Linked DNA regions of Homo sapiens: region 1 is linked to region 2. The links are chromatin loops, found by intact Hi-C in ENCODE. Cell type or tissue: dorsolateral prefrontal cortex. All regions are shown on one strand. Links, peaks and the distances in the headings refer to the core of each region. The heading gives the core; the rest is flanking DNA. Region 1 overlaps ARHGEF4 (Rho guanine nucleotide exchange factor 4). Region 2 holds the start of SMIM39 (small integral membrane protein 39).

What was found. Peaks named below come from ENCODE experiments on the same cell type or tissue, not always from the same donor. Only the 100,000 strongest peaks of a DNase experiment are listed, where the experiment ranks them.
Region 1: a loop joins it to region 2, with 3 times the contacts of the local background. A loop is called at or near these places in 3 of 110 quality-filtered maps.

What each region holds. Positions count from the first base shown.
Region 1 is chr2:130,962,068-130,967,429 of GRCh38, reverse strand. All of the region lies in intron 4 of ARHGEF4 (Rho guanine nucleotide exchange factor 4), which reads right to left. Among named protein-coding and RNA genes, the nearest start is that of SMIM39, 70 kb to the left of the region's middle. RefSeq lists an enhancer at 148-767. In dorsolateral prefrontal cortex, for the core only: a CTCF peak has its summit at 2,707; DNase peaks (open chromatin) are centred at 776, 2,731 and 3,279; H3K4me3 peaks cover 3,682 bases; H3K27ac peaks cover 3,543 bases; H3K27me3 peaks cover 2,501 bases.
Region 2 is chr2:131,032,628-131,037,989 of GRCh38, reverse strand. The region is part of intron 5 of ARHGEF4 (Rho guanine nucleotide exchange factor 4); the gene reads right to left. It overlaps SMIM39 (small integral membrane protein 39), which reads right to left and starts at 2,898. Exons shown (of 1, transcript NM_001414894.1): 1 at 2,728-2,898. The coding sequence starts at 2,898. The coding sequence ends at 2,728. In dorsolateral prefrontal cortex, for the core only: no CTCF peak of the experiment used is centred there; a DNase peak (open chromatin) is centred at 3,129; H3K4me3 peaks cover 3,106 bases; H3K27ac peaks cover 3,351 bases.

The DNA of each region.
Region 1 (5,362 bases), core at 86-5,085, 70 kb after region 2:
CAGAACAGAAATTGTGAAAGCTTCAGCTGAGTACCAGCAGTGTGGCAGCACAGCTGATGGGCTGGAGGCTCCAGGGGCCCGAGGGGAGATGAGAACAGCGGGGCAGAAAGAAGGGCCATGGAAATTCCACCCTGTCAGCTATATTTCGTGTTCGGATTATGCCTCAAAGGGAAGTCCTCTCCACAGCCAGATGAACGACATTTCAGTGGAAATGCCAACACAGAGCATTTAAAATTCAAGGAGTCTTTTGAAAGCAAGGCGAGTCTAGAGGCCCTGCCTGGATTCCTTGTCTACTGCTGTGCGCCCTGTGAGGAAGCTGCTATCCAGTCACAAGCACTCACTTTTCAGATGCTTGCTGGGAACTCCAAAAATGTTTAGCGACAGGCCCCACCACAAAAATCACACCACAATCAAGCTGTGCTGACGATCCCTTACTGGGAACTCTTAATCTTCCTTAAGAGAGAAATGCAGTTCAGTTAAACACATGTGTCCTTTGTCTCAGCCGTTAGACTAGTCAAACAGAAACACAATGTGCAATCAATGGCGACTCAGTGGGGCGCACCCCCCAGATCAATACCCCTGACTAGAGTCATGGCATTTTAGAGGTGATTAGCAAAGAGGTCAGACCTTTGCTTTTAATTTCTTTGCTTTGCAAATAGGAAAGCTGGCATCCAGGAAAAAGCCATGATTGTTGAATGAAAACAGTAACATCAGCGAGTGTGTGAGCAGTCAGGACTATTCCAACGCACCACCGGACCGGCATGCTGCCCGTCCTCGCTGGCACAGACTGGCTGAAAACCCAGCAAAGAGCCTCATCACGTTACATCCAGCCGGGCCTGAAGCTCTGCTCAGACGCAGCCTCACCAGGTAACCTTGGATAAGTTACCACACCTCTGAGCCTGTTTCAAATCCAGATTAGCAGGGAATATTGTGCCTGGCATGTAGAGAGTGCTCAAAAGGTAACCTCCCTTCTCTCCTCCCTTCAAGTTCTCCTCCCTTACCAGCCTTTTCCAACCATATTCAAACAGGATTATTTGAGTGCCTGTTTCCGCAATTCCTCCCAGGGACAGGAAATAGCTAGTTCCGTTGTAGAAGAAGAGAGGCGAGTCTTAGGCACAGTTAATTCTGACCAGTTGAGAAGGACAGACGGCTTCACAGATTCAACTGGCTCTAAGGCATACACGGGAGTGTCTTTTTACACATCGAGCATTGGTCACTGCTGATGCAGGTCCTACCAAACAAGGCAGGAAGTGGGGGCAGAGAGGATGAAGAGGTGACTTTAAATGTCTTCCTCAGTGCCTCTGTGGCTGGTTACTGACCAGCACTCCCCGGGTAGTGTGCTGCCTGTGGACCTAGAGATACCCAGAGCCTACCCTTAGTGGTGCAGTGTCTGTGAGGGGCACAACATTCGTTTCTGGGTCTCACATCAACTCTGACTACATCATGTTGTTTTAAACCCTGCCCTGCCATTGCCGGGCAGCCCTGGGCCCCTCAAAGAGCAACTTCCTAGGCCTCAGCTTTTACCCTGTCCTCCTTCCCCACCCCCTGCTCCCAACTCTCTCTCTCTCCAGATCTTCATGCAAGCATCGCTGTTATCTCGGAAAATTATCCAGGCTGCCTCTGTGTCCCTGGGCTGCCTAATAAACCAGGGAGTCCCTGGATCTCTGGGCTGCCTAATAAACTAGGGTCTCTGCCATTTCCATCTGTCTCACTGGCGCACTTACCCTGGGACAGAAGGAAGAAAGAAAGGAGGAGGTGTCCCCAGGAGGACTGAGGCCTCTGGAAAGGAAGGAAAGCCGTCTGAATAAGGAAAGGGGCAGGAGTCCTCTGCCAGTTTGCTTCAGGCCCCACTTAGGGTATGATCTAGCTTGGGGTTCCCAAAATGGGTTCTATTTAAGCTCCAGAGAGGAGGGAAAGGACAGTTTCAAGGGAACAGGGATGTGATGGAATCAGAGCTGCAGAACAATGGAAAACTCTCCGTTGAAGGAAACATCAACAGCTGGATTATTCAACTTTTCTGAATTTCATGCGTGTGTTTTGGGAACGGGCAGATGAGTCATGGAGTGCTCAATGCAGAGGTCTGCATGTCCTTCACTTCTCTCTCCCAAACTCGCTGACTGCAAAGTCCAAACTCTGAATCTGTCATTCCAGGTGCTCTCAACCCAGCCAGAGCCGACCTTGCTCTATATCTGCCCAACAAGGCCTGTGCTCCACATTCTGCCATCCCTATGGCCCTCTGCTCCTCTGGCTTTGATGCTCTGAGTCTCATTCCACACCTACGTGAGGCCCTGCAGCTTTCACAGGCTGCACCTCCAGCCCCATGCAGAAGCATAGTGGGTGTATAACTCTCTCATTTCCAGGCAGCAACTGTTGCCCTTGACAAACCCCACTGCAGAAGCTACAATATTTGAGAATGTTTGCAAGAAGTGAAATATAAATAATTCTGTCAGCAAATAACCAAGGGTAAGGTGATCACCATTCATAAAACCACTCTTGACTTCCTTGCTCCATTAATATTTAGGGACAAAATCTTCCTCTCAACCAGTAACCCAAATTAGGCCCTCCAGGTAGATTCGGGAGCACTACAGGGATCACACGGTCCCAGGAAACACCAGAGCAATGCCAGGTCGGTAAAGCGCAGTCTTGTTCAGAGGGGTCCAGGACCAGCTGCCTCCGCTGGGAGCTGCAGTCCTGCGGTCAGGACCAAGCGCACTCACAGCCAGGTGGCGCAATCCGTTCCACCCTCGGCCAGCGGCCCCCTTCCATCCTCCTGGCTTTACAGAGGCTAAGCAGCTGCGGTAGGTAAAGCCAGACAGGTGCAACTGGTCAAGAACAGTTTGGGGAAAGGAACACAGCGCATCGGGCACCAAATTCTAGTCTCACCTTAATCAGTTTCCCAGTTGACAGCGCGCTCTGGTATGGGGGCCAACAAGGTCCCGGCTGTAACAGGTGGCCCACCGGTAGACGTGGATCAGAGAGACAGGCAGTGGGAATCAGAAGGAAACCAGAAAAAGAAAAGGAATAGCAGGGCGAAGCAATGGGAAGGAAGGGACCAGGAGATGGAAACGACAGGCAGAAAGTGAGGGAGGAGAAGGAAAGGCAGGAGGGGGGCGGGGGGTCCCAAGAGCACAGACCCGGGCGCGGAGGGCGCGTGCGGCGCGGGGATGGCGGCGTCCTTACCGGCGGTGGCCGAGCGCAGGCTCTCCAGGCTCCAGGAGCGGGACACGGCGCCGCGCATGCCCCCGTTGCCTCCGCGGCCGCCACACACCACGCCGCTGCTGTCCGAGTCGGAGCCCGGGGACAGCCCGGCGCTGCTGCTGCTGCTAGTGCCGAGATCGCCACTCGTCTGCCCGCTTGACTCGCTGGGGCATTGCTGCGCCCGCACGCAGGCGGGCCCGAGCTCCAGCCACAGGCTCGGGGAAGGCTGGGCCGGGGGCGGCGGTGCGGCGGCCGCGGGGCTGCCGGGGGACGGGGCGCGCGAGCCCGGGCCGGGGTCGCAGTCGGAGGGCGAGGGGCGTGCGGGCCGGCTGACATCATGGGGCTCCGTTAAGGAGGCTCTCAGCCGACCCCCCGCTCGGGCTCTGTGGCCGCGGCAGCTGGGACCCTTGGCAGGCGCGGGGCGCGCGCGGCTCGGAGCGAGGCCAGGCGCCCTCCCGGCAGAGCGCAGCGCGTCAGCTCGCTGCCCACTACCGGCCGCCCGGCGGGCGCTGAGCCTCAACGGCGACCCCAGTGCGGGTCGCGGGCCCGGTCGGCACGCGCTCACGCACGCGCGCACGCAGGCCTGGAGCGGCTGCGGCGGCGGGCGCGGGCGCGGGGCTCCGGGTCGTCCTCGGTGCCGCAGGGCCGCGCCGCCGCCACCTGTGTCCGCACGCGTGTGTTAGGACAGGGCCATCCTTAGGAGGCGACGCCCAGGCTCGTCGCAGCCGCGGTGGTGAGGAGGGCTGGTGGGCGCCCACTTTTTCACCGCAAGGATTCCAGCTCAGACGGTTGGCGGCGCCTCCCACGCCATCCAGGGCGAGGACGCAAGCAGGTGGCCCCGCTCGGCCCAGGGCAGAGACCCGGCGGGCAGGCGTGCGCGCCGGCGGGGGGAGCGCGCTCAGACGGGACACGACCCTCATCTGCGCTCAGCCAGGCGCACGGTGAGCGTGGACCACCGGGCGCCTGCGACCCTCCTGACAGCCCGGGCAGGACACACCCTGTGGTGATTAAGGGGCCGAGGAAAGTCCATGCCAAACGATTTTAGAAAGCGTGTGGAAGAGTTCAGTGACCGGGTTTTACAGTGCAAGAGTTCACACACGAAGATTGGGGCCACGAGGCCCACTGCAAGGAGCCAGGAGTTTTATTTTTTTCGGAGTGTGTGTGCGAGGTAGGGGGTGGATAAGGAAGGGCATTACTATTTCATCTGCCCCTCCCAGACACACACAGGTTCTTCTAGGTTCTTAGAGTCCACCCAGAAGCTCCACACAAGGTGACAAGTCAGGATATGAAATGCAAATGCAAATTCCAGGAGGTGAAAAACTGTGGGAGACTTGGTCTCCCTTTGGAGGTTGAGGGGCAGTCGTGATAGCGGCTAATCAGGGCTGCTGATGGCCTTCCCCTTACTGCCCCCCTCCCCGCCCCGACCCCATGTACACAGCATTATCATTCCCCCAAAGCCCTTGGGGGCTGCTTCTAGTGTAAGCAGCAGAAGTATTGAGAGGGAGAGGATGAAATGAGAGGTGCATGCCTTGCTCCAGCACACCAGCTAGTATAGGGTGGGTGCTAGAAAACTGGGCATTTGGTGCCCTGCCCTCCACTGGGGTCCATTTCCTGTGGCCCATCTCCATCCGGAAGCTATATGTGCTCCAAGCTCTGTACCATAAGAGGCCCTGCAGCTTCATAGACGCTTTCTCCTCTCCTTGTGAGACCTCTAGTATCTTGTCTATCATGAGTATATGATTATTTGACCTAACAACCCAGGGGGCTGGGGCAGTGGGCCACCACAGGCTTAGGTAGACTGGAAGCTCCATACATGCTTAAGGTAATAACTGGTGTTGCTGGGTATTTAATTTGATGAGAATTGGGGGATGACTCAGCCAGATCATCACATCAAAGCCCCCTCCTCAGTTCCTCCAGGAAAGAGTGCCTTTCCTGGTCACTCTGTAGCCAGCACGCAACCTTCCAGCCTCTGCTTCCTTTTTTTTTTTTTTTTTGAAACGGAAACTTGCTCTGTCGCCAGGCTGGAGTGCAGTGGCGCGATCTCAGCTCACTGCAACCTACGACTCGCTGGTTTAAGCGATTCTCCTGCCTCAGCCTCCCACGTAGCTGGGATTACAGGCACGCGCCACCATGCCCAGCTAATTTTTGTATTTTTAGTAGAGAC
Region 2 (5,362 bases), core at 278-5,277:
GGTCCCAAGCCCTGTGATCCTAAGTTTGAGTTAGTCCAACCTCTTCTCTTCATTTCCCAAGTTCTAGGAGAAGCAGAAACGTTTTGCAGCTGCTACCTCTGTGACAGGCACTTCAGGACTGCTCTTATGCAGTGTTACCCAGTCAACCACATTATACCTAGCCGACCATTCTTCACATGCTTCTCTCTGCTCAAATAACCAGCAGAGTGCCTTGCTCCAGAGTGGTGTGGACTAAGACACTGGACGCTCCCCTGCCTCTCCCAGGCAGCCCTTGTACGCCATGGGGCTGACCCCTGCTTTCTCCTAACATGGGATCTGTTTCTGCTCCCTGAATGATGAGCAGTTCTAGGGCCTTAGGGCAGGAGAGGAGGAGTGGGCTGGGGCTGCACAGGAGGTGAGGTCCACGACCCTCCCTGCTAGGACCAGGTGTTGGCACTGGCTGTCACAGCTGTGGGGGCGGTCAAGGATGGGAATGTCACAAACAGGCCCTCCTCTGAGCTCCCATCCCAGGAGCCCTCCTTTCACTTCACTGGGTACTCCCTAAGCACTGTGTGAATCCTCACCTCAACATGGAAACCAAGAGTGGGGCCAGTCCTGTGTTCCAGCTAAGAGGCCTCTGCCTGAATGGGCAGGGTGAGGGCTGGGGCTGGCCACTGGAGCACTGAAGCTCCAGAGCCTGCTTGGGATGGTGCTTTCCTCCAGGGGTCCTGAGCAAGCAAGTTCAGGGAAGGACAAACCTTCTCTTTCCTGGGGGTAAAACCTGCTCCAGTCCTGATGGACGCTCTCCTCAGAGTGACACATGAGCCTGTGAGCCCAGGAACCCTCACAGCGCGGCAGCCACGCGGGGGCTGCAGACCTCCAGAGGCCTCCACGGGGTCCCAGGCACAGAGCCCTGGGTTATTCCTGGGGGCAGCAGGCTTCCACAGGGGGCCACTGCTCTCATTCCCAGCCACAAAGACCTTCTGCAGGTGGCCTCCAGATCATGAGCTGCTGCTGCCACTCAGATGAGATGAGACAGGAGGGCTCAGGCGACCATATGGTAGGAGCCCACCAGCCACAGTGGGGAGCTGGCTCACCCCGCTGAGGCCCTGAAGAATGAGGCTCCAGGGAAAGAAGGAAGCAGACATGGCGGTCTGGGGACACCAGTGAGAGCGTGAGCTGTAGGTGACATGGCCCTGACCTGGGGTCTGTGACACAGGCTGTCAGGAGGTGACCCGACACACTCAACATGGCTCATTTTCCCACTGCTTCCCTTCTCAGGAGGTTCCTGCCTGATATTAACCAGGTGAGGTGTCACCCTCTGTCTCTAGGTTCCCTTAAATGAGCCCTGAGCAGAAGCCTGGTGCCCCCATTCCCCTTTCCTTTATGCTGCCTGTCCCTGCAGGTGGGACTGGGTCCGGCATAGGTGGCCCCCCACATAGCTGCCAGGGAAGGTCACCAGGTGTCGGGCAAGAGGAGGGCTTCACAGAGAGGCCAGCTTCCAGGCACCATTAGGGACAAGCCCCACACTTGTCCTGCCCAGTCAGCTGGAAGACCTTGGGGAGGAGGGGAGGAGGTGTTAATTGCCTTTGTCGCACCCTGGCAGAGGGACACGTGCCGTGAGCAAGCTCTCCTCCTGTGTCTCCCACCAATGTAAGGATGTCAGCCCCTTCTGCACAGCCTCCCACTCGGGAGGTACTCTAATTTAGAGTTAGGAGAAATGTGAACTGTTTGTGTTGTCACCAAGACAAAATGTGGCTCTGTGAGGTCAGAGACAGTTTCGTAGGACATCAGAGTCATGCTCCACCTCCGATGCTATTGCGCTGGGTGCGTTTCTGGGCAGAGGCCCTTTTTGGTGCTCGTAGGCACAGCTGCACCTGAGCCAAGACACAAGCCAGGCAGGCCCAAGGGGCAAGGAGTCCAGGCTGCCTCTCTGCCTGCAGGGAGCGGAGACTGACTCTTGAGACACAGCAGGGCTGTGAAACTGGCTGTTCTATTGTGGGAGAAGGTCCCAATGGAGGTGCACATTTGAGACTCAAATAGCCCAGGGCAGGGAGCGGGATCCCCTCCTGTGCCTCTGAGGTTCTGACAGCCTCCAGAAGGGCAACGCTGCCAGGCTCTGCCTCCAGCTACTCCCTGTGACCGCCACTGCCCTCCCCACCCTGCCCACCTACCAGACGTGCAGGGTGGGGGCAGCTGTGAACACCCGCAGTTTGTGCAGCAGGGGTGGGGGCTTCAGAGGGCCCACGTGCAAGGGGGGCAGAGGGGCTCTGCCCGTGGGAAGACTGACACCACGTATTTTAAGGCCTAAAACGGGAAAAACAACTGCAGGTAACATGCGCAGCGGTGCCCGGGGGTCTTCCACACACCTGACTCAACCTACACAGATGCAAGCGCGGGTCGCTCACCCAGCGGTCACATGCACTCCGTTTCCAGACAAGCAGCCGGGGAGCCCCAGCTGAATCCGCATCCTCGGTTACTCGCAGAGACGCGCCATTTTGGCCTCCCCCCTCGCCCCCGCAGCCCCCACTCCCCACAGGGCACAGAGGACAGAAGGACCCTGTGACACACGTGCCACCACGCCCCTCAGGCACCCGCTCGGCGACACCCCCGGACCAGGCCCTGGTAGTGAGCACATGGGGTGGAAGGAGGCCTTCCCTCCGCGACCAGTGCGGAGGCCGCGGGTGGCAACGGCTGGAGTGCCGTCGCCCGCGCCACTCACCCCGGCGCGGCGCCCTGCGCGGCCGCTCAGCGGAAGGCCAGCAGGAAGATCAGTACGACGTTGATGAGAACCAGGAGCGCCAGCACGGCGGAGACCACCACGCGCTGGGCGCCGGGGGGCAGGTTGCAGCGCAGCAGGGCGCGCAGGGCGTTCCCGGGCGCCGCGGGGCCGCGCCGGGGCTGCGGGGCCCTCGCCATGGCGCCCGGCCTCCCGCTCCGTGCGGCCCCGAGATCCCGCCGCACAGGGCCGAGCCGGTGGCCCGCAGCGCCCGGGGAGAGGCGGGGCGCCTGCGCTCGCGGGCCTGGGGCTCCTCCCGCGAAGCCGGCGCCGTGCGCGCGGCGCCTCCCAGGCCCCAAGCCCTGGCAACCCTGGCAACCAAGCCGGCTGTGCGGGCGGGGGCGGCGGCGGCGGCGGGCTGGAGAGGCTCAGAGGGACCGCGGCGGCTCGGGCGTGCGCTGCGCTGCGCCCTTGGCACCTCCTTGGAAAGGGTCGGGAATCTCCACGCCGGCACAGCAGTCCTGGCCCTGGGCTGGCCAGTGGCACAGATGGCCACGGGGGCGCTCGGGGATGCCCCGGGACCTCCTCGTTTCAGAGATACAGAGGCCAAAACGCCTGGCACCGGCGCTTTGGGGAGGGATGGGCCAGGGACTCTGATTCCTTACAAGGACTGGCCGCAGGCCCCCACTTCACAGATGAGTAAACGTGGCTCTGAAAGGTTAGGGATTCTGCTCAGTCATAAAATCGCGCAGGAATGCAGGGATGGCGGAGGCAGGATTTAAACTCCGGTGGGAGCGATCCACCCTGAGGGGCCCCTCTTCACTGACCGCAGCGTCCGAGCAGCATTGTGTTCCTTTGGAAAAGCCAGGCGTCCAGGGCTTCCTCTGCCTCCACTCGACACAGCCTGCAACCTTAACCCTGTAGGTTTCAAAGCTCTTGTGCAAGAGCTCTCATTCTATCCTTAAGAATGACAGCCCAGGTACAGTCAGTGTGTCCTTCTGAGAGATAAGAAGACTGCAGGGGAGAGGGCTAAACACTCCGCTCAGGCATGGGCAGAGATTTCTGGGCAACAAGCTCAGTGCTTTGAATCCTGGAGCAAGAAGAGTTCCTGGAGGGCAGGGAGGGGCGCACAGAGGGAATGTGTGCAGACTGGGTGTTCCCATGGGAGTGACTTTGTATGCTCTGATCTCTCTGTGTGTGGCCAGCTCTTGGCCACCCCTTGCAAAGATAGGTGAGTGTACCCTGAATGTCACCATCCTGTTGACTGTAAAGCAGAGTGGATGCCACATGTGTGTGCATGTGTGTACACAAGGGGTACCTGTGTGTGCATGGGCATAGGCACCTCTGTGTAAGGGGATACCTCTGTGTGTATATACATATGGGTACCTGTGTGTATGTGGGTGGGGTTTCCATGCATGTGCCTATGTACAACATGTGGGTGCCCGTGTGTGTGTGCAGAGAAGTGTCAGGGATGTGTCCAGAGAGGCTGTGTGCCTCCCTCACATCTGAAGGTTCAGCCTGGGCCCATCCGCCTGGTGTACTGCTCATGCCCAGTTCTTTAGAAAACGCTGGTCTGCAGGTTTGCTCCCCCAAGCTGTCAGGAGAATTGGGGGGATCAGAAGACATCTAAAGTCTCGCTGGTACCCCCAAATCCCAGCAGTCCTCTAGTAAGATGGTGATGTGTCCTCTCATGGGGTGTGGCTTCGAACCCCTGACGTGTGGATGCTTCATTGTGCACCTGTGGCCTCTGAACAGCTGGCCACCCAGAAGGGTACATGTCCTCTGGGCCCTGGGTACAGTGGGTCGGTGAGCTGGATGGCCGGCAAAGGCACTGAGTGCTGGAGGGTCTACAGCAGCCTGCTCGGCCACTGGGCCAGGCCTGGGCAGGCAGGGGTTGGTTCTTCAGCCCCAGCTGAGTGCTGCGCACATCCTCTGCCCCATGCACAGCAGGGCAGCCTGGGGAGGACTGAAGGTGGCTGAAGCACCCCTGACTGAGGACTGAGCAGGGTCCTTCTCCCTGCCTAGGGGCCCCCAGCCTCTATATCCCAGAGAGCTGGGTTTATGGCAGGAACGGCAGTGGTAACAGCTTTCCTATGTGAGTTTCATGACCAAAAACCTAACAGAAAAGCTTGAAGGCAGACAGGGTGTGGTGGCTCACAACCTGTAATCCCAGCACTTTGCGAAGCCAAGGCGGGCAGATCGCTTGAGCTCAGGAGTTCGAGACCAGCCTGGGCAACATAGTGAAACTCCATCTCTACAAAAGATACACATATTAGCCAGGAGTGGCGGCATGTGCCTGTAGTCCCAGCTACGAGAAAGACTGAGGTGGGAGGATCACTTGAGCCTGGGAGGTGGAGGTTGCAATGAGCCAAGATTATGCTTCTGTACTCCAGCCTGGGTGACAGAGTGAGACCCCGTCTCAAAAAAAAAAAAAAAAAAAAAAGAAAAAAGAAAAGAAAAGAAAAGAAAGCTTGAAGGCAAAGGCCTAGGCCCTTGAGGGGTTGGACAGACAGCTCCCACCAGGGAGGGGAGTGGCCCAACTAGGCTGGTGGCAGGACTGAGGTGCAAGCAGAAGGGAGACATAGGTGTCTGGGGCAGATGAGGGGTGAGCCCCCAGTGCTGTGGCTTTGGGAGGACAAAGGGAAGAGGAAAGCCACTTTGGAG